Regions from separate parts of the Homo sapiens genome. Here all the other regions are linked to region 2. Evidence: chromatin loops called from intact Hi-C (ENCODE). Cell type or tissue: IMR-90. All regions are shown on one strand. Region 1 has its middle 43 kb from the start of LINC01818. Region 2 overlaps MMADHC-DT (MMADHC divergent transcript). Region 3 has its middle 51 kb from the start of LINC01931. Region 4 has its middle 280 kb from the start of LINC02612. Region 5 overlaps RND3 (Rho family GTPase 3). Region 6 overlaps MMADHC-DT (MMADHC divergent transcript). Region 7 has its middle 140 kb from the start of LINC01818.

Evidence for each region. A loop is a pair of places that touch in the nucleus more often than their neighbours do. Peaks named below come from ENCODE experiments on the same cell type or tissue, not always from the same donor. Only the 100,000 strongest peaks of a DNase experiment are listed, where the experiment ranks them.
Region 1: a loop joins it to region 2, with 3 times the contacts of the local background. A loop is called at or near these places in 6 of 110 quality-filtered maps.
Region 3: it touches region 2 in a loop (2.9-fold over the local background); 2 of 110 quality-filtered maps call a loop at or near these places.
Region 4: a loop joins it to region 2, with 5 times the contacts of the local background. A loop is called at or near these places in 7 of 110 quality-filtered maps.
Region 5: a loop joins it to region 2, with 6 times the contacts of the local background. A loop is called at or near these places in 5 of 110 quality-filtered maps.
Region 6: a loop joins it to region 2, with 3 times the contacts of the local background. A loop is called at or near these places in 2 of 110 quality-filtered maps.
Region 7: a loop joins it to region 2, with 2.9 times the contacts of the local background. A loop is called at or near these places in 2 of 110 quality-filtered maps.

Annotation. Positions count from the first base shown.
Region 1 is chr2:150,124,006-150,128,005 of GRCh38, forward strand. No RefSeq gene overlaps it. Among named protein-coding and RNA genes, the nearest start is that of LINC01818, 43 kb to the right of the region's middle. In IMR-90, a CTCF peak has its summit at 1,960; a DNase peak (open chromatin) is centred at 1,986.
Region 2 is chr2:149,595,465-149,599,464 of GRCh38, forward strand. The region is part of intron 1 of MMADHC-DT (MMADHC divergent transcript); the gene reads left to right. Among named protein-coding and RNA genes, the nearest start is that of MMADHC, 9.7 kb to the left of the region's middle. In IMR-90, CTCF peaks have their summits at 37 and 2,269 (motif pointing right); a DNase peak (open chromatin) is centred at 2,347; H3K4me3 peaks cover 390 bases; H3K27ac peaks cover 530 bases.
Region 3 is chr2:149,907,896-149,911,895 of GRCh38, forward strand. No RefSeq gene overlaps it. Among named protein-coding and RNA genes, the nearest start is that of LINC01931, 51 kb to the left of the region's middle. In IMR-90, no CTCF peak of the experiment used is centred here; a DNase peak (open chromatin) is centred at 1,596; H3K27ac peaks cover 164 bases.
Region 4 is chr2:150,909,925-150,913,924 of GRCh38, forward strand. No RefSeq gene overlaps it. Among named protein-coding and RNA genes, the nearest start is that of LINC02612, 280 kb to the left of the region's middle. In IMR-90, a CTCF peak has its summit at 2,256; DNase peaks (open chromatin) are centred at 1,907 and 2,217; H3K4me3 peaks cover 559 bases; H3K27ac peaks cover 1,169 bases.
Region 5 is chr2:150,465,550-150,469,549 of GRCh38, forward strand. RND3 (Rho family GTPase 3) reads right to left here. Exons shown (of 6, transcript NM_005168.5): 6 at 2,646-4,000. Among named protein-coding and RNA genes, the nearest start is that of RND3, 20 kb to the right of the region's middle. In IMR-90, no CTCF peak of the experiment used is centred here; DNase peaks (open chromatin) are centred at 682 and 1,512; H3K27ac peaks cover 512 bases.
Region 6 is chr2:149,742,448-149,746,447 of GRCh38, forward strand. It overlaps MMADHC-DT (MMADHC divergent transcript), which reads left to right. Exons shown (of 3, transcript NR_110240.1): 2 at 1,271-1,312. LOC105373680 (a long non-coding RNA gene) reads right to left here. Exons shown (of 2, transcript XR_923464.3): 2 at 3,201-3,356. Among named protein-coding and RNA genes, the nearest start is that of LINC01931, 110 kb to the right of the region's middle. In IMR-90, a CTCF peak has its summit at 1,887; DNase peaks (open chromatin) are centred at 1,794 and 2,584; H3K4me3 peaks cover 155 bases; H3K27ac peaks cover 2,826 bases.
Region 7 is chr2:150,022,946-150,026,945 of GRCh38, forward strand. No RefSeq gene overlaps it. Among named protein-coding and RNA genes, the nearest start is that of LINC01818, 140 kb to the right of the region's middle. In IMR-90, no CTCF peak of the experiment used is centred here; no DNase peak of the experiment used is centred here.

The DNA.
Region 1 (4,000 bases), 530 kb after region 2:
TAAAAAGCCTGCACTGAATACCCATTACAAAATGCCAAGTAAATGAAAGTCTAGAGCAGTGTGAAGGGGGAAGCTACCTGCCAAATACAGTTACCGGGTGGGAAAGAAGTCAGGAAATGGCAACATTAGAGGGAGTGTTTTGGGGGAGGAAATATAGCTTCAACAGAGCTTTGAAGGATGATATGATGAAAGATGGCACTAGAGGGGTACTATTAAGGACTTGGGTCAAAATGCCAGAATAGTTGTTTCTCTGGGTCACTTGCTACCAAGAACAGTGCTGAGACACCAAATTCTCATCAAATTCCTCCTGGCTACTGGAGAGGTTGCCACCATGGAACGGGAGGAAGTTGGTCTCCTGGTCCCACATATCCCACAAGGGATCTTGACTCTCCTCCCCTACCACTCAGGGGACCCTGGGCTCCTTTCCTCTGGCTCTGAGTTGGTGAATGTTACTCTTTCAGAAGGGCTGTATACTCTTCCCCTCCCTTCAACCTTAATGCCATTACAGCTCTTCCACAGATGTCTGCTATGAAGAAACATCTAGTGAGGATTGTAATGCAGGTATAAACTATTAAAGTACTATATCAGGACAAGAAGATGAAGTCAATCTGAAAGAAGTGATTCATGCAACAAAAGAAAACAAAGTATAAAAAATGATCACATAAATTGACACTTCTGTAAATAGTTAGGGAAAGCCAGCTTGGTATATGTTGGATAAGCGTAGCTGAAGCAGTAAAAAGGAAAGTGAGAAAGATGCTAAGTTTGGTTTAAACTAACTAAGGCAATAGAAGTTGAGTTATCCCTAGGCAGCTGATACCTAGTGGGTGTGTTACTTCTGTTCCCAGCACCTAGCAGAGTGTCTTGTATATAGTAAGTGCTCAAATGTGTTGAGAAAATTGTATTGGGGCCAAAAATAGTACTTTTTAGTAGTTAGCATATAGGTGATGACTCAGAAACTACAAATAATTCCAAATAACCATGATTAATTCCAAGTGTCTTTGCTGTCTCTATATTGTAGTGTATCATTTGTAGAAGGTGGGAGTTGGAGGGTGGCAGAAAGAAGTTATAACTTCTTTTTAATACTCAGGTATTGTTTAGGCTTCCTTTTTCTTAAATGATAACCTGCACCTAAGTCCAATATATATTAAAACAACACTCAGCAACAATTATGAAAGTGCTAAGCAGGGTTGTTCTGATTAAAGTGGGCTTGGGGGTTCCAGAACTTTGCCTTTCTACTCGGTTCCCTGTGGCAGCCCTGTCACTCTTCTGTAGGGCTTCATGGAAAACCACTAACCCAGGCTTAATGCCCAGTCTGTTGTGTTTACCCTTGTCGCTCTGGGTAGTTGAAACTTGTGGTCAGAACAGACACTTCATAGGTCGATTACTGAACCACTATTTACTAATTTTCAGTAGCCGCCGACTTCAGCAGCCACATGCCAGTTTTGCTGGGATATGAAGGGCTTAAGAATATTTGATGAAAGAGTGAGAGAATGTTGTGAAAGGGTGTAGCTCTTTACACTTACAGATATTGTAGGGGTGGGGGTGGGGTGGGGTAGAACACAATAAAAGCATGTGGCCTGAATGGTTAGCCTAGGACCTATGTAAACGTCTTACCCTGGTGGTTGAAAAGTTATCTTTTCCCACCATTTTTATGTACCAGGGGTTCGAAAGAGCCACAGAGAAGCCGCAGCAGCAGATACTGTTCCCATGAGATTTCTGGAATCCATTTGGCCACTGTTCACCTCACCAGCCGGGCATTTGGACATCTCAGAGCAGCAGGCTTGGCATTGAAGCGTCTGTGGTACTCGTTTTGATGTGCACCCAGGTTCGAGCTCCCAGGCCAGCTAAGAGCTATTTCTCACACGTCCTCATTGTTTCGCACTCTCCCTCCTGGGAGAGAGGACATTTGTTAATGATTAGGAAGACAGAGGCTTTGAATCATGCCTCCCACCCACAGTGACACATGGGCTCTAAGCCCTAGCGCCTCGTAGTGTCCAGAGGAATATGAGCTTCCTCTTTTCTGCCCTCTGTGAAATATGCAGCACGTTCACTTATGAGACAAAAAAAAAATAAACAAAACTGGCCAGTCTTCTCTCTCAAAGGTGAGAGGAGCAGACTGAGGTTACTTCTGCCAGACAGAAGTTCCTTGTCCTGTGATGCTCCTTAATAAACTGGTTCATGCTGCCACTTAACTAGATGCTCTGCAGAGAACATAGTTGATATGTAAGAATTTCCCAGAAAATTTCTGATTTGATTGAAAATAAGATTTTTAATACATTTCATTTTATCAAAAATAGTATTTTATTTTTATTATTTAATTGCATTTTGTTAAAATTTAAATTTATTATTATATTTATTGTATTAAATATATGTGTATTTATTTTATTTTATTAAAAATAATGGGCATCTTAATCGTCCAGGCAACCACAAAGGAAACAGACACTCAGTTGTTCAGCTAATGTCAGGATGAGTCAAGCGCTCAAAATGCAAGTCAGGTTATGACAACTACCAGGCGATTGTCAAGTTTCCCCTGTACCTGCCCCTTGGCTCGTGCGGCCGGTCCCAGGTTTATGAGGTAGAGCAATTAAGTGCCTCTCTCTTCAGCATAGGCAGGCACACAGGATTTGGTTGGCTACTCAGCTTAATTTAGCTATGTGCCATGTTTCCCTGGCATGTCATGTGGGGCACACAGTTCAAAAATGGAATGAGAAAGCTGAGGCTTGCTTAACTCGGGTATGAGATTTAGTGCCGAGGCTCCTGTGAGACCCCGAGCCTGCCAGAACTGCACTGTGCTGCCCTGGACCCCTTCTAATCTGAAAGACAATGTGTGAGGCCAAGCCTAGTGACCTGAAAGGGACCCTTGAGCATAGGTGAGCTGTGTTCTGAGGAGGTCAGATACTGTGGAAGGAAGGGCTCCGGTAGTAATGGCACCACACACAAACTTAACTGCACTCACTACACACATCACTTATTACCACTGTCACTTAGGGGACAGGCCTGACTGACCTTGTGCAAATTACAGCTGCCTCTGTATGTGGCCACAGAAAACAGAGGTGACAACCCTTAAGAGAACAGGAACTCCCCTAATGACCTCTAATTACAGACATCAAACAAACTGAAAGCAATTCTTCCCCCTGATTTCCTGAGATTCCCTGGGCTTAAAAGGCCCACAAAACATTTTCTTTCACAAATGTCACCAATGAGCTAGTAAATGCGCATCACTTACACTGACAATGTTTATGTCAATCAAATTATAAAATAATTTTATAAATTATAAAATAACAATGCCCTAACTAGTCACTGACATTTTATCATCAAAGCTAAAAAATACAATCAAGGTCCTAAGGCCACAGCTTGAAGTCAGAAAGTGTCAGAGCCACCTTAGTTTACCCCACCCGGCCTGCTTCAAACTGGTTCCCATGAGCCTGTACTTCTGACAGTAGAAGCAGCATGCGGTTCCTTAATTACTCACACCTCGTGAGAGTGAGATATGACTAAGCCACATATGCAGCCTGCTCTACCCTAATCCCCACCACCCCCCAACACTGTACCCCATCTCTCGCTCTCAGGGACTCAGAGCCTGGAGTCAGGGCCCATTTACAGCATCTATACTTGGCTTAGCTCTTCCTCAGAATTTCTGGAATATCCAAATCTAAGGCCTGCCAAACACTTTTTTTTTTTTTCTGACTGGAAGGAGAACTGGATTGAAATCATTTCTACCTTCCCCTCAGACTCTCAAGATAGAAGGCGCTGACTCTAACAGTGATTCAGGAAAAGAGAAAGTTGTAAAATCCTGGTTTATGGCACTGTGCTGCATGAAATAAATTACCTGTAAATGTGTTGGCCTGCACTGCCTACCTGGTGTTTTAAATTTGAATTAGTTGTCAATATTAAAAAATCAGGAGCTGTCTCACAAAAATCAATTTATGGATTCTCTTAAAAATGAGTATCTGGCAACACTGGGCCTGCAGTCGTGACTGGTGATGATTAGGTGGAATCT
Region 2 (4,000 bases):
ACAGGTAAGAAATAAAAACAGTTCAGGGGAGAAGTGCAATATACACTATGAACACCAGCTGTCAGTACTCTACAATTTAAAAATGACCTTGATGGTTAATAGTGAAAAGAATTATTACAAGAACATTTTCTAAATTTGAAATGTAAAGATCTAGGGAACATGAGCTCTAAGTTAAACAGATTTGAATTATCCTGTGATTTTATCAAAGATCTCTAGACATATAAATAGTTTACAGAGAGTAGTGGTTGGAGATTTAGAGATTTTGGGTACATGTGAGTAAGTCCATGTCAGAATAATGTCTTACTATACTTGGGAAAATAAAGTGAATGCTTTTGTGGTTTTAAAACCAAACTGGACTCTACAGTTTGAAAGTATGTAAGGCAGGTCAATGACTCTTTCTAAGAATATCTTTTCATTTTCTTGGCATTATGTCCTGATGTTACTGGGTTTTTCAGGTACTTAATTTTCATGTGTAGCTCAGGGATTAAAAGTCTTGTGCAGTATTCAAAGGAACTTTTTCTGTATTTGTAGACACTGCACCATACTGGGAGACTTGGATTCGAATTCTGTCTTTTCCTTATAGCCTCGTGCAGATTACAATGACAATTCCTTAACATCTCTGAGTCTTTTAGTGTGCATAAAAATACCCACATAAGGGTTGTCAAGAGGAGGATCCAGATAATATAATAAATATGAAATGCTCTACCAATTATGAAGCATTAAATAAATGCAAGGTAGTACTTGAATGCTTATGGCATTGGGCTTTCACTTTTATATTTGATCTTTGGAACCCCACTATAGCACCCATTTCCATAAAAATGACTCAGGTTTCACTAGGAGCCTAGTTACTTTTCCTAGTTAGGTATTTTTTTTTTCCCCACCCCAAATAGCGTTGCCTGATAAAATACTGGACAGCCAGGTAAGTTTGATATAAAGTTTGATTTCATGTAAACAATGATTTCTTTTTAATTCTTCAGCTAAGACAGCGGAAGAGATGATTTATTGTATGGTTGTTACACTCGGCCACAAGTAAACACATAAATAGTCCAGAATGTCACAGGTCTAGGGCAAAGGACCAAAATGGGCAGTTTTGGTTATGAGCAACATGGGTCTTAGAGGTGATTGGCGATCAGAGGGCGATGAAGTTCTAGATCATGAGATAAGCTCTGGACAGTAGCATGCAGTCCTACAACTTGTACCAGCATCTCCAGCGTCTAGCATTCCATGTTTCTGCTCCTGTGGCCTCCATGGTACAAGAAGCTAGTGGTTTACTTGGACATCTGACTCATCTTTCTTCTTTTGCGCTTCAACCTGTGCATTCGCTTCTTCCTCCACTTGGCTCTTATGGCACAGAGGTTTTCAAGAAAATGGTGCTAAGGCCGAGATGACAATGAATAATTTTTTAGTATGACTATGTCCCATGTATTGCACAGCAAACTGGAAAATCTAACTCCAAGACCAAATGCTATCTACATTCATGCATCTTCTACTCACCAATCTCATCTAATTGCTTACATCTTCTATTTTGCCTGTATGGAAAAAGTCTGACTCAAAGACAGTAATGTAGATCTAAAAATGGTCTTGAGAGAAATTATTGCTATCTGAAAGCTCACGTCTTCAAAAATTTTTACACTTCCTGTCTAGAAACGGCTCTGGCTTATCTCTAAAGAGTGCTTAGAATAAAATAGAGTCACTTAAGTACTTACTCCTTGGGATTATTTTTGATTTTTTTTTGTGCTGTTATTCTGTTGACTTTTGATTATTCATTAACATCTCTTTCTCTGTCTCACTGTGTGGTTGTGGGAGTAGAAGGAGGGAAGAGGTGACTCTCCAAAATGAAATAATTCGAAAGCCACTTACATGTTGCTATTATGAACAATTCTGAGGCATTTCTGGTACAGCTTTCTCTTTCCAATTATATTTGGTATAGCAAATAATGCTATTAAAATATATAGACTTTATATAAAGAAAGACCACATCCTGATACTGAAGGAGAGGAAGAAGAAGGAAAGGTGGGAGTTCGCTGTGTGCTCAGCAGAAAGCAGGGTCGTCCTGGGGAACACTTTGCAGTTTCAAAGTACTTGAGGAGGGTAGGCCACAAAATGGGAGTTTAACTGTACTAAAGTAAATTCTTAATGACACTTTCACGTGGATGCCCTGAAGCAGAGGGAGGAATCACACCAGGAAACCTGATGCGGGAGAGAGCCATGTCCCACAGTTTGACCGAAAAAAATGTTGCCTTTGGGCTCACCTAACTCTGGACACTAGGTGTCAGTATACAGCAATGTAACGATTTTAGGATGCGGGGTTGATGTGCTGAATTAGTGGGGGAAGAGTTGTGAGATGATGTTTCGTTTCCTGCTGTTAACACAGGTCCTCGATTTATGGTAGAGGTTCTTTCAGCTGTGATCTTATGAATCATCAATAGAGACAGGAACTGTGTCAGAGTCACCTCTAGGGGTTTCCTTCATATTTTCTTTTTCTTTTCTCACTGGCTAGGACTGATTACTTCTTCACATCTCTGCAAAGTACTTAATTAGTCTCATCAGGCAGCCAAACTTGATACCTTCGTCCAATTTTAGATACAGAGATGATGAAGGTGTTTCATTGGCAGTTGGGGCCATTAGAGGGACCCCGCAGGGCAGAGCGACGTTGCACTGAGGCGATCTGAGCTGAGCACAGGGGTAAGGATATATTCCTGGACTGTGTGCTGCTGTCACCGAGAACATTTGCAAATCTGCTGACACATTACAGTGGGAATATCCCCTGGACGCATGGAAGGCCCAGTGCCCTGTCATTTGAGCAGTGCAGGCACGTCACCAGCCCATGGGGATGTCAGTATTCATGCTGCTCTTTGATATAAAGTTCGCATTTTCTATATGGTTTGATGATGTTTAGTGGGATCAGTGATGCCTGTTTGTTAATTGCTTACAGAAGATTTGGGCTTAAAAATAAAATCTTGGATCAGGTAACATTCTCTGTTTTAAATTTTATTGATATTTCTGAATTCCAAGGAAATTACTTACATATCAGATGGTCTTTGAAACCTTATTTTTTTCTATTATTTTTAGTATTCTCTGCACTCTGTCTTATATTTCTGCCCTTTCTCCTGCATAAGTAAAACAGAAAGATTTAGTTAGCGTTTGAGGATGAAAATTATCAAGCCTATATTCTCAACAACAATCTGGGATTTGAGTTAATTTTAATGTCCAATTTGTGTCCCTCTTGCCCCCTTTACATGTGTGACTTTATTTTCAGCTATCTTTTAATATTATTCACTCTTAGTCACACCAACTATGCTTATCCCTACCTAAGTCCTTCTCATCTTGTTATCACCAGCTGGTAAATTCTTCCTGCTTCCTTTACTTATATAAATGTGGCTGCTTTTTCAATATCAGCTCCAAGCCATCTCCTCCATGAAGCTATCTGGGTAATTCACAGAAATCTGCTTTCCTGAATCATAGAGCATTGCTCAGTGTAGCTCATGATTATAACCTAGTCTTAGTTGCTTTTTAATTAGTTTGCACACGTGTACATATACACACACATGCACACACACACACACATGACCAACTAGATTACAAGCTTTTCAAAAGTGGGGGCTGTACCCCAGTGACATCTAGTAATATGCTGAGTATCATATATACATTTTCAATAGATAGCCATTTTTTGTTTATCTCTTTGATTGCGGAGGCTAAAACATAATAGGTATTTAATAAATGTTGAGAGATCTGAGGAATTGATTTAAATTACTCTGCTGAAGTACTAGATCTTTGATAATATTAGATTGTGACATTTGGTGTGACAATTCTGGTAGTCATTAGCATATACCTTTGCAAGAGCTAGCTCAAGTCTTATACCTTCCATGACAACTTCTCTAGGCTAATACAGTCCTCATTGTTCCTCCTGGTCCTGAATTTCTCCTTCTCCTGTTTCTGAACTCCTAAAGCATCGTACATCTACATTGGGCAAGTGCCTTAGGACTACATCTGTAGAATGG
Region 3 (4,000 bases), 310 kb after region 2:
TGAATAACATCTGTAGTTATTTGGAATATAAGGGAGATAATAAACAGCGCTTCCAGGAAAACCCAGAGTACAACTACTATTCAAACATAAAACTATTTTTTTAACTAAGCTGTATGCCAGTTGGTGCAGCAGATTTGGAATGCAAAGTTTGCTTGCATTTAGCTTAAAAATTTGTTTTTGAGTCAATTTTAAAATTGCCATTTTAAAATTAATATATACTCAAATAAGCTTTTTCATACTCATTGAATTGAGATGTCATTAGAAAAAAAATTTATTTTGTAAATTCTGTAAGTTTTAAAATACTTTTTTTACATTATAGATACAATGATAACTGCAAAGCTTCAAGTCAAAACAAGAATTTTTTAAATTTGCTAGGTCTGTGAAATGTGTAAGTTTGAAAAAATTTCTCCTCCTTTGCTTAAAATGTAATGTAACCTTGTTCAGCTTTTCTGAATTATACACTGATTCTAATCTTCTGGGATTTGTTTATTTGTAGCAAATACAGCTTCTTTGTTCGGAAGACAGAGTTTATAATGATTTATGAGAAACACGCAGGTTTCTAGATCACAACACAGGGCTATTTTAATGGGTATAGATGAACTGAATTTTCTGTAAAAGCCAATAGAGATAGAGAAAGGAAAGAGGAAAGGGAGGAGATAATGTTTTATATTTTCCTGACATATATATAATTCTTAAAAAATGATTAATAATATCTGATAAGTTCCAATAGAGTGAATTGTTTATCTCCTAATTGGTACATGTTTCCATTAGCTTTGCAATAAACAGGATGTTTTTCTTTTGTCTTTCCCTCATTTGTGCATCATTGTCAGAAATTTTGTTAAACTAGCTAAAGATAAGATAAAAATGAAGTGTCTTCTCTAAGTGAACTGGCTTTGTCTTACCAGGACATCACCATTTTAAAACTGTGTTAGCCAGGATTGTTACAGTTTTGCAAACTGGGCAAAATGCCTATCCTGGTCTTTGCACCAACTGTTAGAAACCCTATCTCTTAGGGTGGAGTTACTGTGGGTGAGCCCATGCATTAATCAGCTGAAGTGGAAGAAACTTGAAATGAGCTTAGGGAGAGAGCAGTCCCATTTATTTTCAAAATGTATTAGCTACCTGCATGATGGGCACATTTCCAAACCTTCAGGAAGGAATCCTTGGACAGGGACTTTTACGAATTGATGCCCCCATGACTGGTAACTACTTTTGAGAGACCATGGTGGGGTGAGGCAGAAGCTTGACTTACTGCTGCTTTTAGCCTTCAACTGCTGGGAAAATGTACTCTGTATATAAAGAAAATACAAACATTTTTTCTGGATCATTGTAAAGCAGTAATGGTTTAATAGTTTCCTCTGTGGGTCACAGACATGCTTCACTAGAATTAAGTTTTCTGTCTACATAAGGGGCTGATGAAACTCTCTTGTTTGTATCTCTCTAGGTCTTTTCTCTCAAACTACAAACCTCAATTAGATATCTGCCATGTACAAGGCAGTACGAGTAGATTTAAAGACAATTACACCATGGTTGCTATCCTAGAAAATGTTCACAATTTAGACAGGGAGATAAGGTAAACACTGTGTTGGAGGTTCCCCAAACCACTCCCAGTTTTGGTGATTTGCTAAGAGAACTCACAGGATGCAGTATACAGTCATATTCACTGCTACGATTTATTACAGTGAAAGGACACAAAGTAAAATTTACTAAAGCAAAAGGTGGGTGGAACAAAGTCAAGAGGCAATCACACACAAGCTTCCATGAGTCCTCTCCAGTGCAGTCACCCAGGATGTGCTTAATTTCTCCAGTGATAAATTGGGACAATGTCCCTGATATGCCTACCAGGGAAAATCATTCAGGACACAGTGCCCAGGGTTTTCATGTGAGGTAAGTCTGGTAGGCACCCCCTGCCTAGCACATTCCAAAATCCCTGATTCCCAGAAGGAAATCAGGTGTTCAGTATTAACTACACTGCTCACACAGTTTGGGCGCAGTGAGCCACTCTTCTCAGCTAGGAATGGTGGCAGTGTTTCTGAAATCCAAGTTTCCAGATGCCAGTCAAGGGCGAAGCTTGCAAGCAGGTTTTTCTAAGGATAGCCATTTCAGGCCTGCTATATTATCTCTTTTCTGCACAAAACCATATTGTCTTAATTTTGGGAGGCCAAGGTGGGCAGATCACTTGAACACAGGAGTTTGAGACCAGCCTGGGCAACATGAAAAAACGCTGTCTCTATAAAATATACAAAAAATTAGCCAGGCATGGTAACACATGCCTGTAGTCCCAGCTACTTGGGAAGCTGAGGTGGGAGGATAACAGGAGCCTGGGAGGTTGAGATTGCAGTGAGCTGTGATCACGCCGTTGCACACCAGCCTGGGCAATGAAGTGACACCAATCTCAAAAACAAAAAAACAAAAAAACAAAAAAACAAAAAAAAAACCCGCATACTTTAAGAGAATTAAAAACAGTATAGGAATTAAGTAAAAGATAAATATATGAGGAAATATTGGCAGTAGGAGAGGTATGTAGATCAATGTAACAGAATAATGACTCTAAAAATAGACCTAGAAGTTTCAGAGTGATTCAATAGGGAAAAGAATAGTCTTTCAATAAATGGTGCTAGAATAATTGGACATTTGTATGGAAAATTACGACCTCCCTTCTTACCTGGTATCATATATAAAAATAAACTCAAAACGAATGAGACCACCATATAAGAATTAAAACAATAAAATTCCCTAAAAAAAATACACACAAAAAATTTTGTGATATTGGTTAGGCAAACATTCCTTAGCAAGAAATGCTAAGAAATGAATGAACTACTAAAGAAAAAAGATAATGTGGACTTCATCAAAATTAAAACTTCAGCTCTTGAAAGACACTGCAAGGAAATTTGAAAAGGCAAACAACTAGAATTGCAGAAAATATTAGCAAACACACAATAATATCTATATTGTGCAGGAAAACTTTCCTTAGAAATTTACAACTCAAGAAGATGATGCGATTAAAAACCTGCAAAAGAGGAAAAGAGAGAAGAATCAAAAAGACACAATAAAAATGTTAAAGGGGATATCACCACTGATCCCACAGAAATAAGAACTACCATCAGAGAATACTATAAACACCTCTATGTAAATAAACTAGAAAATCTAGGAGAAATGGATAAATTCCTGGACACATACACCCTGCAAAGACTAAACCAGGAGGAAGGTGAACCCCTGAATAGACCAAAAACATGTTCTGAAATTGAGGCAGTAATTAATAGAATAGCCTATCAACCAAAAACAAACAAAAAAAGCCCAAGACCAGACGGATTCACAGCTGAATTCTTCCAGAGGTACAAAGAGGAGCTGGTACCATTCCTTCTGAAACTATCCCAAACAATAGAAAAAGAGGGACTCCTCCCTAACTCATTTTATGAGACCAGCATCATCCTGATACCAAAACCGGGCAGAGATATAATAAAAAAAGAAAATTTCAGTCCAATATCCCAGATGAACATTGATGCAAAAATCCTCAATAAAATACTGGCAAACTGAATCCAGTAGCACATCAAAAAGCTTATCCACCACAATCAAGTCTGCTTCATCCCTGGGATGCAAGGCTGGTTCAACATATTCAAATCAATAAACGTAATCCATCACATGAACAGAACCAATGACAAAAACCACATGATTATCTCAATAGATGCAGAAAAGACCTTCGATAAAATTCAACATCCCTTCATGCTACAAACTCTCAATAAACTAGGTATTGATGGAACATATCTCATAAGAGCTATTTATGACAAACCCATAGCCAGTATCATACTGAATGGGCAAAAGCTGGAAGCATTCCCTTTGAAAACCAGCACAAGACAAGTATGCCCTGTCTCACCACTTCTATTCAATGCAATATTGGAATTTCTGGCCAGGGCAATCAGACAAGAGAAAGAAATAAAGGGTATTCACATCGGAAGAAGAAAGTCAAGTTGTCTCTGCTTGAAGACAACATGATTCTATA
Region 4 (4,000 bases), 1.3 Mb after region 2:
TTATTAAGGGTTACTGGCACTTGAGAGATGAGTTTTAACATTAAGGCTTAGCTTAAATTAGTAACATGCACATGGATTCCCCCAAATGAGCTCATGATGTTTATTTATTATATATCAAATGAATTGTTTCTATAAAACGATGTTTCTTTTCCTCCTTAGAATTGGCCATCAGGTTTCCTGTGTTTTTCCAAATTCGGCAATATTAGCTTTAACAACAATTATCATTTAGGAAACCATCTGCCAATATATGTTTTTATATACCTTTCCTCCATTGAGTCCAGTGAGCTTTGCCAAACTGTTTCCAAAAGTAGTCTGTTACTTTAATTCACTTTTAACCAGTATGATTATCATAACTTTAATTCCTTCTTCTTACAATTGCTCTACTAACATAAATAAAATTATATTCATTGTTCTCAAAATTCTTATTTATAAAATATGGTACAATCACTTTTCCTCCCCAAAGACTAGGATTTAACACCATTTTTCTGTTATTTTTCTTTAAAATGTGGTTCATGTTGTCACATTTATAAAATTGATTTATACAAAATTTAGTCAATTTTTACTAATTTCATCTGAACTATTCTCTATATATCTATTTATTTGTTTACATTTATTGAAACAAAACATAATCACATCTACCTAAAAATTTTATTTTTATTGTTGTTTCAAATTTCTTGATTGGTTGGTTTAATTGTCAAGTAAATGAACCAAGTATTTTGGCACATGGTATCTGTGTATGAAGACTCACAATGATAGTGTTTTAAAGCATAGGATGAAAATAAGTTAAGATTCCCTAAAGATTAGAATGGTTGATTGCTATAGAAAATTATTTGCTCATTTTGAGCTAAGGAATGAAAGAAAGGCTGTAAAGGAGGTGCTCACTCAGCCTTAACATCACTGAGCCCAACTGAACCATCATCACACCTGTGATTAGAAACCTTCATCATCAATCACCAATTATAGCAGATAAGAATATAGAAGTTAATGATGCCAGTCGTGACAATTGCTGAACACATTTAAATGAGGTGCAGCATCTGATTGAATTGCCAGATAACTTTAAGGATTTCAGTAAATTCCTCTTCTAGTATAAAAATAAAAGTGGAAGGAAAGCACCCCAAAACTATCATGACAGACATATTTGCAAATCAATACTTAAAATAGAGATTTATTGTAGAGAAAAAAGGAGTAAAGCTTTTTGGTTTTGTTTTTGCTTAACATACAAAAAAAAAAAAGTAAACCAAAGCTATAGAGGCAAATGAAAATAATGTGACTAAATTATGCAACTTGAAAAATGAAGCAAAGGACAGATACCCAGAAAATTTGCATGGAATACCAATTTCACTGTCCGAATGAAAAATTAGACTAGAATAACAATGAAAACAAATCCTAGTAGGTAAAACCACAGTGGATTTGTTTGTGTCAGGTCACATCTGCCGAGCCCAGAAAGCCTGCTGAGGACACTGGTTAATAGTAAACACCTTTTTGGAGCTGCCTGTCACAAGGACCACATCAGGGAATTCCCCTTAATAAAATCAGTAACTTTATTTAAAAAAAAAAAAAAACTAAAAACTAAAGTCATCAACTTATATTTAAATTTCAAAAAGAGAACTAGCTTTTTAAAAAAATTACAAACAAATGTATAAATCTAGATTTTGTATGCTATACTGGATCTGCTTAAGGTGCCACATGCCTGTATTTAGAATATGTCCCACAAATAAAAATAATATTCTATGAATGCAATAAAAAACAGAGATATTGGCTAGCTGTTTTGCTTAATCTGTAAAGTGAGATATGAAAAGCTGATATAAAAAGAATAACCATAGCATTAACAATACTGATGTCATGGCAGCTGGCATACCTACAATGTTTTAGGCCCTAAACTACATTTTCTACCGTCACTGTCACGTGGCGAGCCACATATTGTGCAATATGCTTTAGCAGGCATGTTGCTAGTAAACTGAAGAAGCACTTGCTTGATGGGAAAAAGAAAGGATGAAAGAAACGACCAGAGCAAACTTGAGGTCAAACACAAAATCAAAGTTTATGATTTGGCTCTCAGTTTTATTTCAATAACTGAGAAGGAACGAAAAAGAAGCAGTAAAGCAAAACAAAGTAGAATGCACTCATTTGGAGCCAGGAAAATGTTTTTGAAGGAATCTTTGGGGTGGAAGTGCTTAGTCACAATACTGGTTGCATAAGGAGTGCTACGCAAGAAAAATAACTCGATCTTGGGGGAAGAGCTCTCCCGTGTGGTGTGTCCCTCCTGTCACTGTGAGGACCACAGTCATGGTTGTGAAACCAGCCGGCAACTCAGGCTGCCCTGGTGCCACAGAGCTCCAAGTCCAAGAAGTAAGACCAGCAGCGTGTTAATCTTATTAATCCCAAAACTGGCTTTATTTCTGCACTGGAGAGGAAGGATAGGGGGTTTCTATTACTGACTAGGAATCTGAAACCCAACTTTGTGGTTCCCAAAAACCCAGTTCAGAAAACCTTATTTAAACATTTATTTAACTCACCTGCTTAACTCAGTCCCCATCCCCTCCCCTACCAGGAATCAAGTAACTCAGAATCGATGGATGCATTTTATGTCTTCCTCAATCATACAAGCCACAAATGGTTACCTAAGGGCTAATTTTGCACCGGCCCTTCCTATAACTCCCTAGTAGTGGAACATCGGCCCTGTACACGCAGGACAGGGGTCAGGAGAGCCAACAGTTGGAGGTTTAGACTTTGAGTACTAAAAAGCTCATTTTCAAACATTTCATCTGATTTCTCTTTCCTGATAGAAGTTTTCTGGGGGGATTTTTTTCCTCAGCTGTTATCTATTTCTAACAAAAACTTTAGAAAAATTTTCCTGTATAGATATTTCACCATGGGAAACATTTATTATAATAAGAATTTAAGTGTATATTTAGGAGTCCTTATGCAAGTGAGCAGCAACTAGTTTATTCAATTAATTGAACAGCTGAGAACTACAAATGGTTTTTTATGTTATACCAGTTAGAGTTTATTTTACTTATAAAAAACAAATGTGCAACTTAAACTATCTTTTACCGTAATGGCCTTTATTCATTCCCTTGTGTAATTGAAACATTCAGCATGTTCTGGGTTCCCTGCAAGAGTGGATTCAGCAACCCAGCAATGCCGCAGAGGCTCCTGGTCCCTCCATTTCTAGGCTTTGTCTTGCAAGGCAGCAGCCTCATCCTCTGTCTTGCTCTTGATCCAGGGTGGCTGCTGTCATTCTTCGTCAAGACGTCGAGACCTGTAGGGGCTCACTTTTCTTCCCGCAAACATAGAACCGAAGTCTTGTACTTCATGCAAGTGATCCAGTTCAGGTCAGATAACTACTCTAAACCAATCACTGTGGCCAAGGGGAAAGGACTTTGCTAGGTACCTTACCCTAGTCCAGGTCAGAACTGAATGATGCGCAGTGGTAGTCATTTCCAGGGGCAGCACTTGGTGATATTGACAGGTCTTGGCAAAATCTGATCATGAATCTGTTCTATTTGGTATTTGAAAAAAGGACTGACTTATCTTTTAGAAGTAGACTGAGTTGGCTTCAGATTCTTTAAATTGATCAGGATAAAGGCAGAAACAGGTGAAGGGAGAGATGTTGCTTCCCGAGGGAGACCCTGGACTTCCTATTAACAGGGTATGTGAGATGTCAAGTAATAATAAGAAAAAAACAGCTAAAATGGAAGATATGTAGCCCTAATGGTAATCTGGTTTTCTGCAGTAGGTCATAGAAGTTCCAACAGGCTACTGCTTGGACATGTAAGTTTTGTGAAATAGACAAGATTTATCCATTAAGTAATTGTCCTTATTGGTTGGTACACACCCTCTTCTGTCCCTGAAACTGGTGGAACCAAACTGTTGAGAAGCAGACAGGTCATGCTTCTCACAAAGCAGGAGCTGCCATCCCTAGCAACTATGGCTGGACCAGACTATGTCTGAGTTAAGGGTGACAGAAGACAAAAGCTTAGAGACATATTCAACTAAA
Region 5 (4,000 bases), 870 kb after region 2:
AGCACTTTGAGAGGTGGAGACCAGGAGTTTGAGACTAGCCTGGATAACATAGCAAGACTCCATCTCCACCAAAAAAAAAAAAAAAAAAAATTAAAAATTAGCCAGGTATGGTAACATAGACCTGTAGTCTCAGCTGTTCAGAAGGCTGAGGCAGGAGGGTCACTTGAGCTCAGGAGTTCAAGGCTGCAGTGAGCTATGATCATATTACTGCACTCCAGCCTGAGTGACAGAGAGTGAGACTCTGCCAAAAAAAAAAAAATCCAGCAGCATAGCATCTTCAAATCTCTCTCCATCCTTCTGCCTGACCCTCTGTCATCTCTGTCATCACATTGCCACTGTCTGACTCTGATTCCTCCTACATAATTGTTATAAAGGTCTGTGACTACATGGGCCCTCTCTGGATAATCCAGAATAATCTTTCCATCACAAGATCTTTAATTTGATCACAACTGCAAAGTCCTTTTTGCTATACAAGGAAACATTCACAGTTTCTGGGATTAGGAGGTGGACATGCTTGGGGAGTCATTATGCAGCCCACCACAATACTTTATGTTGCTTGAGTCTATTTATTTATATGCTGTAGTTTTGTAGAAAGAGTCATATTCATGGAGATTATGTTCAGGAAAGGAGAAAACAGAAAGGGAATTTATGTAGCCAAGTATATGAACAAGTGGTAAGAGGCAAGAACTATGTTCCCAGAGCTGAGAGGAACCTAAAGTTGTAAATAAGTTACCAACTGCCTCTGGGAGACATAAAGAACGAAGGGAGCGTCCTCTCACTAGCAATTGATCATCTTCCGTATGTGGTGTAACATATGCGGCTATTGCATTAATGTGCCTGGCTATGTATTGGAATATTTAGTGCCTACTCACTTTCTTTGATTCAGTTTATGTCAATGGAAATGACAACCAGTTCTGGTGTACTATAGTTTGGTAGTGACTGTCTCCCACTACTACATTATAAATTCCCCATGTGAGAGACTGTATTTAATTCATGATTATGAGCCAAACTCAGAAAAGTGACAGGCATGTAGTAGGCACTCAATAAATATTTGGTGAATAGAAAAATGATAAAAATAAAAACTTTGAGGTTAAAACAGAATGCTGGTGTCAAAATAACCCAGTAGAAAAAGGATAAGCAGCTTTAAGAGTTTCAGGAGAGTTAGAAGATGAGGTCATTTAAAAAAATTCTTTCTAATAAAAATAACTCCCTGAGTTATTTCTAAGTTTGTACTCAAGACAGACTCCCTGCAAGACTAGAATCTTCTAAGAAACTATTCCTGTAAAAGATTAAAATGAGAGAGACACAGTGTAAGTCTTACTCAGAGTTTGAAAACCACCTTTTAGTATTTAAAAAGGCATTAACCATGATCATTAATCAATAGAAAGGAATGTTCACAGAATGCTTAGAAGAAATGTTTGCTAAGGCAAGAAGTCAGAGAAAACGAAGGCATCCATGCCCAAGGCTGAAGACAAACGTTTTTCTTTTGCTTCAACAAATTAAAGCTGCTAGGAAAGAACAATTGACCAGAGAGGAACATTACTGTACAGCATATAAAATACTGCCAAGGTCAGCAAAACCTCAGCTTTTTATTTATTTTTTTATTTTTCTGTGCCAGTGATTGTTGAGAAATGAGTTTCTTGCAAGCCTGACTTAGACATTATGCTCCGAAGTTACTCAACACGAAGGATTTGGAAAGTACTTTTATTTCCTTTACTATTTGATGACGAGAATGAGTTACAGACATTTTCAGTAAATCTCTGTGCTTAAAATTGTTTATAAGGCCATTTCATAATGTCAGTGTGCTTTAATTTGTTCACTCATGCTGGATTCTCTGCTTCCCCCTTTGCTTTGGGCTTCTGAGAATTATTTCCAAGCAAATAACTATACCTCCAAGATTCCCAAAGCCACTCAGAAAAAAAGAAGCCACAAGGATGCATTTTTTTATATGAAGTGACTTAGCTGTGTAAAAAGAAGCACTGTTTTAAAATCCCACAGAGTATCTTTGGACACTTATGTAAAACTTATATGTAAGTATTTTAGCTGAAGACTGAGAATCAACTGGATTTATGGGGAGATAGTCCTCTCTTTTAAGCTGTTCCATGCTTACTGTACATCTCCCAGATCAGTGGGGTAACTTGTATTATGTTGTGCTGTGTTATTTATCCTTCCACGAATTGCTGCAAAAGCTGTGTTCTGGGTCATCCCCACAACTGCTGTGAACAAGGGCATGCCTTGCGAGGTGGCATGGGTTAAGGACCAAGGCTTAGGACCCCACAGGGCAGAGAGGCAAACTAGGCTTATATTAGTATTAAACCTGTGACTTGAGACTGCATCATATTGCTTCATTCTTAAAGACTTGAAGGATTTCCATCTTTTCTACAAGTTAATCTTAGGCAGTATCATAGCTCTTTTTTGTATATGATCAAATCACTTAATCTAATTATGCCCCATTTTTTTCTTGTGATTTGAAAGCATCATGAAAACTTTTATATATGCAGGTTTATCTGTTACTACTATGAAGAATCAAAAAATTCCAAAGCCTTCTAGTTCAGAAAACGTTAGGCCAGATTCTGTAATCACCTATGTTAAAGAACAAAGCTAAACAGCTAAATCAGGAAGTAGATAATAAAAGACAGATCACATTTAGACAAAGACATGGTTACTTTTTTATTTGAAGAAAAAAAAAGTATGTTTTAATAAATACTGCGGAAACATTGACCAAACAAACATACACAGTGACTTCAACAGTTTAAAAAATGCAACAAAAGTTCTGCTTTATAACAGTTATAACTTATTTTCTTTTTACAATATTTAAATACAGAAAGCACTCGCCAGCTATTTTGTAATACTGCCCAAAGCATAATGCTGCATCAATCAAAGCATATTATGTTGGTAAAATGTCTGTATTTTATGGGAAATGACTGGAATCGAATTTTCTTGCAGAGACAAGACAAAGTGCTTGTAAGACATAGAACTGAGTGTTGTAATTACCTTAATCTCTCCTGCCACGATTTAAGGGGAGCACAGCTTCAACACTTCAAAAACGAAGCACTATCATGGGAAAGAAAGCTCGTTTTCAACAAGCGCCAACAATAAACAGGTCAGATCTGGTTTCTTCTCTGAAAGAATCTCTAAAAGGAACTGGTCAAAAATATCTGTAAACTATTTTAAATGCTTATTATTTTACGTAACAACAGAGACCAAGTGCTGAACACAGACCTTGGCTGCATCTGTTCAGTGAGGTTTTAGCAATGACACTCTAGAAATGCCCTAGTGTTATGTCAGGACTGAAAGTTTATCATATAATCTTCCACTAGGGATTCTCTAAAGCTTGGGTAAGTGGCATCTTCTCTCATCAATGTTCATTTAATGAAAAGTGAAATAAACCAACAGATTATCAGATGCTGTCAGTTTTGGAGCTTCAACCCAAAATAATAGTCCTTTTGCTTTGTATTTTTGGTAACTTAATTCCAGACAGCTTTACTCACAAACTGTGCTTTCTGCTACTATTCTTTCCTTCACTCATTACCTTTTCTGGTGAAAACAGTAACTACCTTTTTTCTCTCCTTGGATCATTCTATGACATCAAACCAAGACACCTTTTATTTGACTTTGCATTTTTATCAACGATGGCAAAAAATCACACAACTTCTAAACAGCGCACAAAAATATTACATTGAGCAATTTACCACTTTTTAATGACAATCACAATGAAGAACAGAACCATCAGACTGAATAAAAATCGACATTTTTTTTCCTATTTGATCTATGCGATCTTTGTAGTGCTGGTCTACAAATCTTGCAAGATTGCAAAGGCTTTCCTTAGAACCATCCTACTCAGCTATCTTCAGGAAGGCAAGATTTCAAAGCCTCATAAAGTTTGCCTCTGGATATATCCCATGGGTCCTGATACAATTTCCTTTTTAATGATGAGCTAGAAAGAAATTAGATCACATCCTCTAGAAAACTAAATGCTAAGGTCACAGTGCCAGTTCCC
Region 6 (4,000 bases), 150 kb after region 2:
GTCAGCATCATAACTAGACAATCTGCCTGTTAGTACCATTCACCAGACTCAGAACCTAGTGATGATTTTATATTGAGCAATTCTAAATGTTAGAGCTATCCAATCCAAGATGATTTTTTCCTAAATTTATACTCTCTTTCTCTTTATTATCTTAATCCATTTCGCTGCTATCACAAAATACCTGAGACTAGGGCATTTACAAAGAATGGAAATTTATTTTCAACAGTTTTGGAGGTTGGGAAGTCCAAGATAAAGATGCTGTCAGGTTTGGTGTCTGGCAAGGACCCCATTCCCTGCTTCCAAGACGGTGCCTTATTGCTGCATCCACTGGAGGTGATAAAGGTTGTGCCCTCATATGATGAAAGGACAAATGGCAAAAGGGCCTAAGCTGGTTCTTCCCAGCCCTTTTAAAAAGCGCTAATTCAATTATGAGGGCAGAGTCCTCCCAACTTAATCACTTCCCAAAAGGTGCCACCACTTAATACCACCACAGTGGGAACTGAGTTTCAACACGAATTTTGAAGGGAACCCATTCAAACCACAGCAGTTATTTTACCAGGCTGAGGACTTAGAACTATTTATCTGTCCCAAATGTACATCTCTAACCCTGGCCACTCCTTAAAATCTTAACTCCTATCGTCAACTGTCATATGGACAAATCCATTTAGATGTCTAAGAGGCATCTCAAACTTAACAAGGCCAAAGCTGAAACCCTGATGTTCCTCTCTCTAGACAATTTTTTTTCCAGGCGGTTTTTCACATCTTAATAAGGAGCATAACATCCACCCAGGTGCTCAGGTCAAAATCTTCACCTCATTTAGCGTTTATGAATCTGGAGAAAGACCTGGGGTAATGCCAGATTTCTCTGGGCAAAGCCATTATTCAAGAATGTAATTTATAGAGGTCAGTTCTTCCCCTGCTAGAAGCAAATGGAATCCTGTCAACCCCCATGCCGGGGGTAGGCATGACTTTGGCAGAACAAATGTTTTTCATATTGAAAAAAAATACCCTTATGGATGACCCAGTCATATGTAGCAGACTTCAACAACTGCTGTTTTTGGCAGCAAAAATCAACCCCAAGGGCTGAAATTTTCAAGCAGTGGCCTTCTGAGTAGCTGCCAATAAAGAGTATTCAGCAGGTTGACTGAAAAACAGAATTTCCAGCGAGCCAAGAAACTAGGAGAACCTGGGTCAGAAGAGATCACAACCCAGAACAGGAGGTTGTCTTTTAGGGGTGATATGTTAATCTACTTCCTCTCTTCTCCCACAGGGAACCTGATGGAATAAACTGCTGTGAGAGGGAGTATTGAAAGTAAGTGAAAAAAAGAAGGGATGGTGGAAAATTCTTCATGGATTCATTGTTATTGGGGAGGGGCACTTTGTATTTATGCAGATAGCCCCACATGTTGTAGGACATTTAACATCTCTGGTTGGGAATGCCAGAAGAGCCCACCAGTCACTGTGATAACCACAAAAGAGTTTAAGGAAAGGATGTGTGTGTGTGTGTGTGTGTGTGTGTAATAGAGAGGAGAAAGCTCTTTTACCTCCTGGGGTGGTTAGAGTTAGGGAGACATGGTGACACACTGGATCAAGGGCAGCCCATTTCAGGATCCTCGAGGATTCCTCAGACAGGGCAGAACGCCTATTGCCAGGGTCCTGCGGGAGAATTCTTCCATCCTGAACTGAACTGACAAGGAATTCTGGGAATTGTTTTGCCATATGCATCCAAATTCCTGTTGGAGTAGGATTCTATTACACACCCTTAAATAACCAGAGTGTATGACACACTGGAGCATCTGTGATGTCATTTTCTCTGTGATACATTCTAGGGGCCTGAGTAATACTAATTAAAAAACATATGTTCCGTCTCCCTGCCGCTTGGGGCCAGGACTAGCTCTGGTGATCATCACATGCATATAGGAAGAAGGGTACAAAAAATAATCTCAGATGATTTAGACTCATCTGCCATGAATATCAATTTCATAAATTTTATAAGTACGCTAACATACAGCATGCCCTTGGGCTATTTATTTCACTTCTCTTAACCTCAGTTTTCCTATCTGTAAAAGGATAATGATACTTACTTTACAATGTTATAAGAAAGAATGGATAAAATAATTATGTGAAGTATCTGATCCACATTTCATGGCTAAATGCTTGTTAATTCCCCATCTAGCCAGACAGCCTAGATAATTAATTACCTGAAGTAAGGAAAATACTTTTGACTAAATTACGTTATATAGTTTTATAAAAGTCTGTCTTTTTAAGGTACTTTCCAACCTTCCTCTTGTCCATCTCATGCTTCTGCACAGCCAGCACTAGACAACTTACAAGAATGCATCTACACATTACCCTGAAGTTTAAACTGAAATATTAAACCTATGAGGATGTCAGCAGGAAAATGGGTTCTGTAATTTTTCTAGAGCCAAAGAGAGGGTATGATATACCATTCAATCTGGGCATCGAGTGACAGTTGTCTCGTAACAAATTGGTGGAAACAAGAAGGGAAAAATAATCAGCTTGGAACTGATGTATGCTGCAGGCAGCACCGGCATTTATACTACTCATGGCATGACTAAGCATTTGTTTGCTGTCATGTAACATAACCTTGAAGCCAAATACTTTTAAATATCTGCAAAAAACTCAAATAATTGGAGAGATTCCTTAAGAGGCATTCAGAAGTTACAGAAGTCAGGGATGTCAGTAACGATATAAACATTAAGATGATAAAAACGAAGCTGGGATATGTGTAGTCAGACATCAAAATGGAACAGGCTGTTAATGGTGCTTCCTTTTGCTGTTGTTCATTCTTTAAGACATCCTTTCTTATTCAGACAGCTTCATCTTTTTTCCCCAACCTCCATCTTTTCTGTTTCTTTCAAATTTCTCTGTAATACAGTCCTTATACTTTCCCCTCCCCAAAATGTCCCTTGAACACCATGAATATTCCAGTTGTCTTTTATCACAGGATGGATACATAAAGCTGTCTTTATGTGTTTATATACAGCATGAACCTAAGCAAAACAATTACAAGAATTGCTGAAGCAAAAAAAAAAAAATGTGTTAAAGTCCCAATGTTCTCGTTTACTAATTAACCCAGATAAAGGCATACTTTCCAAAACTGCTTTCATTTCACGTAAGAGTGCCAAAATTAATGAACTATTCAAGCTCAGCTGGAGTCTCAAAAATATGGTACCTAGTTCTTACAGGAAATACTTTTATTTTTTCAATAAAAATGGAAAAACTGGGAAATGAGCCAGTGGCTTCTCCTTCTCTTCCAATATCTTCTGTCTTGACCCTGAGGTTAAATATACTCATCACAGACACGGGCACAGACATATGTGACCTCACAGGGGCTGAAAAAGAAATCAGAAACAGCAAGAGAGGCAAAAATAAAAAAAAAAAAGAAATAAACAGCGGGTCATTTCTGACACGTGTGTCATATTTGAGCAAAGTAATAATAGCTTAGCATTAATTGGGTGCTTACTGTTTATGTGTGTGCCCCCCATGATACGTGCTTTACAGGCGTTATTTATCTGTTCCTCACACAGCTCTAAATGGTAGCTAATGACGACCACAGCAATCATTCAAGTAACATTTATTATGTGTTAAGTACAGTTCTAAGCACTTTGTAAACGTTAACCCATTTAATCTTTGTAAAAATTGTGTGAGATAAGTACTACCAGTATTCCTATTTCACATGGGAGAAAATTGAAGCACAGAGAATTTTAGTAATTTGCTCAACATCACAGTTAATAAGTTAGAGGACCTATGATTTCAACCCCGGGGCTGGTACCAAATAGTAGTAACCACCACTAAAGCTATAGGCTACTTCTCCTGGGTTGAAGGATGCTTGGCATTTTATGTGCACAGTGTTTGCAGACTTTATACCCAAAGTTTTTGTCTTCTGAGTAGCCAACATTAGGACTGCTGAAGACAGAAGGGAGACCAAGGTGATCCCAACTAGGGAGGGAGTAGGGGTTAGAGTGTGGAGATGGGC
Region 7 (4,000 bases), 430 kb after region 2:
AAATAACCTGCAATCCAGTATCAGGAGTCACCCCATATCCTCAGAACTGAACAAAACCGAATAAACAAATATGTAAACTACAAAAACAGCAAAAGACTTTCTTTGGAAATACAGGATTAATGTCTTTAAGTGAGTTTAACCTCTTGAACCATACATCATACAGACATTCTTTGATTAAAATGTAGACCAGATTAAACAAACAAAAAAACAAAACAGCTGTCTCAGTGAGTCAACCTAGGAGCATAGCACAGAGCGAAGCCACAAACTCCATGAAAGTCGAGGCAAGGGTTCTCGAGAAGTGTCTGTGCTGCCTGTGGTCTGGAAGACACATTCTGGCACTTTCCATGCAACTTGAGTGCAGTGTTAATTCTTACCTGTCATAATAACAGCCACCTTCTGAGGCATTACCCTGCCAGGCACTGTTCTAGGCAGCTTACTATTTTAATACTGGATTGCAGGTTATTTTAAACTTGTGTCTGTCACTCCACAAAACCTTCACACAAAAAAAGTTTTTATAATTTTCTCAGCGTCAAACAGCTAATAAGTGGTAGTTAGGATTTCAGTCTCGTTCTTGACATCCATGCTTATACCCACAGCACATATTTTCATCAACTTGTAGAAGCTTATCCTTCTTGACATCATGTGTGGTTTTATGGGCAGGCTCTTTAGATTTATATATGGGTAAAGTATTTTAGAAATATTTATAAATATGTTGCATGTCCACATGAATTTGCTGTCATTTCTCTCCCTTTTTGATGTTCCCTTATATTTTATTTTTCTATAGTTGTTACTTTGCATGCTGTTATTGCCTACCTTGACTCTATTTTCCTGATAAATAAATGTTTATTGAGCAACAGGATGAGTGAACATTTCCCAAAACCTGCAACTCTAACAGCTAGATCCTTATCCATCATTATTAATATTGCACTTATTATATATATTTATATATAATATTGCATTTAATATATAAATATAAATAATATATTAAATGTATATATAATATATTAAATATAAATATATTTATAATATATAAATATTTATATAAATATAAAATATATATTAAATATAAATATATATAAAATATATATTAAATATATAAAATATAAATATATATTAAATATATATTAAATATATAAAATATAAATATATATTAAATATATTTTAAATATATAAAATATAAATATATATTAAATATATTTTAAATATATTAAATATAAATATATATTAAATATATTTTAAATATATTAAATATAAATACATATATTAAATATATATTATATATATAAAATATATAAAATATAAATATATATTAAATATATATAAAATATATATGTTAAATATATAAAAGATATATAAAATATAAATATATATTAAATATATATAAAATATATATATATTAAATATATATATTAAATATAAATATATATAAAATATAAATATATGTATTAAATATATATATTAAATATAAATATATGTATTAAATATATATTAAATATGAATATATGTATTAAATATATATTAAATATAAATATATGTATTATATATATAGAATATAAATATATGTATTAAATATAGTATATTAAATATAAATATATATAAAATATATATTAAATATGAATATATATAAAATATATATATTAAAAATATATATAATATAAATATATATAAAATATATATATTAAAAATATATATAATATAAATATATATAAAATATATATATTAAAAATATATATAAAATATATATATTAAAAATATATATAAAATATATATATTAAAAATATATATAAAATATATATATTAAAAATATATATTAAATATAAATATATATATTAAAAATATATATTAAATATAACTATATATTAAATATATATTAAATATAACTATATATTAAATATATATTAAATATAACTATATATTAAATATATATTAAATATAACTATATATTAAATATATATTAAATATAACTATATATTAAATATATATTAAATATAACTATATATTAAATATATATTAAATATAACTATATATTAAATATATATTAAATATAACTATATATTAAATATATATGAAATATAACTATATATTAAATATATATTAAATATAACTATATGTATTAAATATAAATATATGTCTTAAATATATATTAAATATAAATATATGTATTAAATATATATTAAATATAAATATGTGTATTAAATATATATTAAATATAAATATGTGTATTAAATATATATTAAATATAAATATGTGTATTAAATATATATTAAATATAAATATGTGTATTAAATATCTATATTAAATATAAATATATGTATTAAATATATATTAAATATAAATATATATTAAATATATATATTAAATATAAATATATATTAAATATAAATATATATATTAAATATATATATTAAATATAAATATATATAAAATATATATATTAAATATAAATATAAATATAAAATATATATTAAATATAAATACATATATTAAATATATGTATTAAATATATATATAAAATATATGTATTAAATATAAATATATATATAAAATATGTATTAAATATAAACATATATAAGAAATATATATATGTATATATTTAGTGTTTGGCCACAAGACAAGATCAATAATGGTTAGGTTCATTGAGATTTCTAATCTAACTTCTGGATAATGCAAAAGCTTCTCAAAGGGGGCAGAAAATTATGTCTTAATTCATGACTCTGTTCCTACCATATCTTAGTGTTTGATAAATAGTATGCCCAATAATTATTTGCTGAATAATTTAATCATTATCATTACCTAAACATTATGAACATGCATAAAAAGTATGCATAAGACACTAAATTAAGTAATGAATGGAATTCAGAAAAGCATAGTAATAAGAGTGACAATATTTACCATGCCAGACATTGTGCTCCGTGCTTTCTTTTGATGCATTGCATCCTCCTAATGACCTCACAGGTACTATCAATACCTTATTTTTGGTAGTAGAAAACCTGATTACTAGAGAAGTTAAATAAGCTATTTTCCCAAGGTCCCATAGCAAGTAAAGTGGCAGAGCCTGGATTCAAACCTAAGGCAGGTATTCATTCCAAAGCTATTTCAAGTAGTCTTTAGTATGACAGAAACCCTCTTACTTGGCATTAAAATTTTTATTTATTTAAATAGCCATTTAAAATAATTCATAATAATTAAATATGTTTTCCTTTAGCTTAAAAATATAAAAGTCTATTATTTTGCCGAACTTTTGCTATAAAACAAGCCTTGCTATTGAGTATGAATCATTCCCTTAGAATTCTATGTTGTCTTGCTTATACAAGCCACCTCTGTAGTACATTGTCCACAATTTCCAGTTCCAGTTTCTATTTAGTGGGGCCAGAATTTATAGACATCTGAAAAATAATTTCTGGTTTTTCCTCAATCTGTTCATTGCTTCAGTAACACCTAATCCAAGGCATTTAAAAACAACAACAACAACAGCAACAACTTATCTTTATCAAGTTTCTCCAAAGCCTTTGACCTAGTTCTCATACAAACAACTGTCTTTTGAGTGCATATTTAATAGGCTTACTTATATGATTCAGTTATGTAATAACAAAACAAAAGTAACTGTCATATATAGAACAGGGAATAAACATAACGAAGTCTCGATAAGCAAACAATTCTACTGGTGAGAGCAGTGGTAAACAAAAGAATGACCTAATAAACATGAGTATTCAGGGTCTTAAAGCATTGACTAATGCTTTTTAGAGCCAATGGGACATTAATTAATTGAGTGGAGTTTACTTAAGCCAACTTCTACTATATTACTTACATGTATTTTTCTTTGTCGAACCTTGATCCAGCACTTTACTATGTGCCAATCACTGTTCTAAGTGCTTTAAAAATATTCACTTATTTAATCCTCAAAATTACTCTCTGGGGTACACAGTATTATTATCTAATTTTACAGAAGAGGAAACTGATGGTCTGAGAGGTTACTTACCTTGCCCTAAATATACTCCTT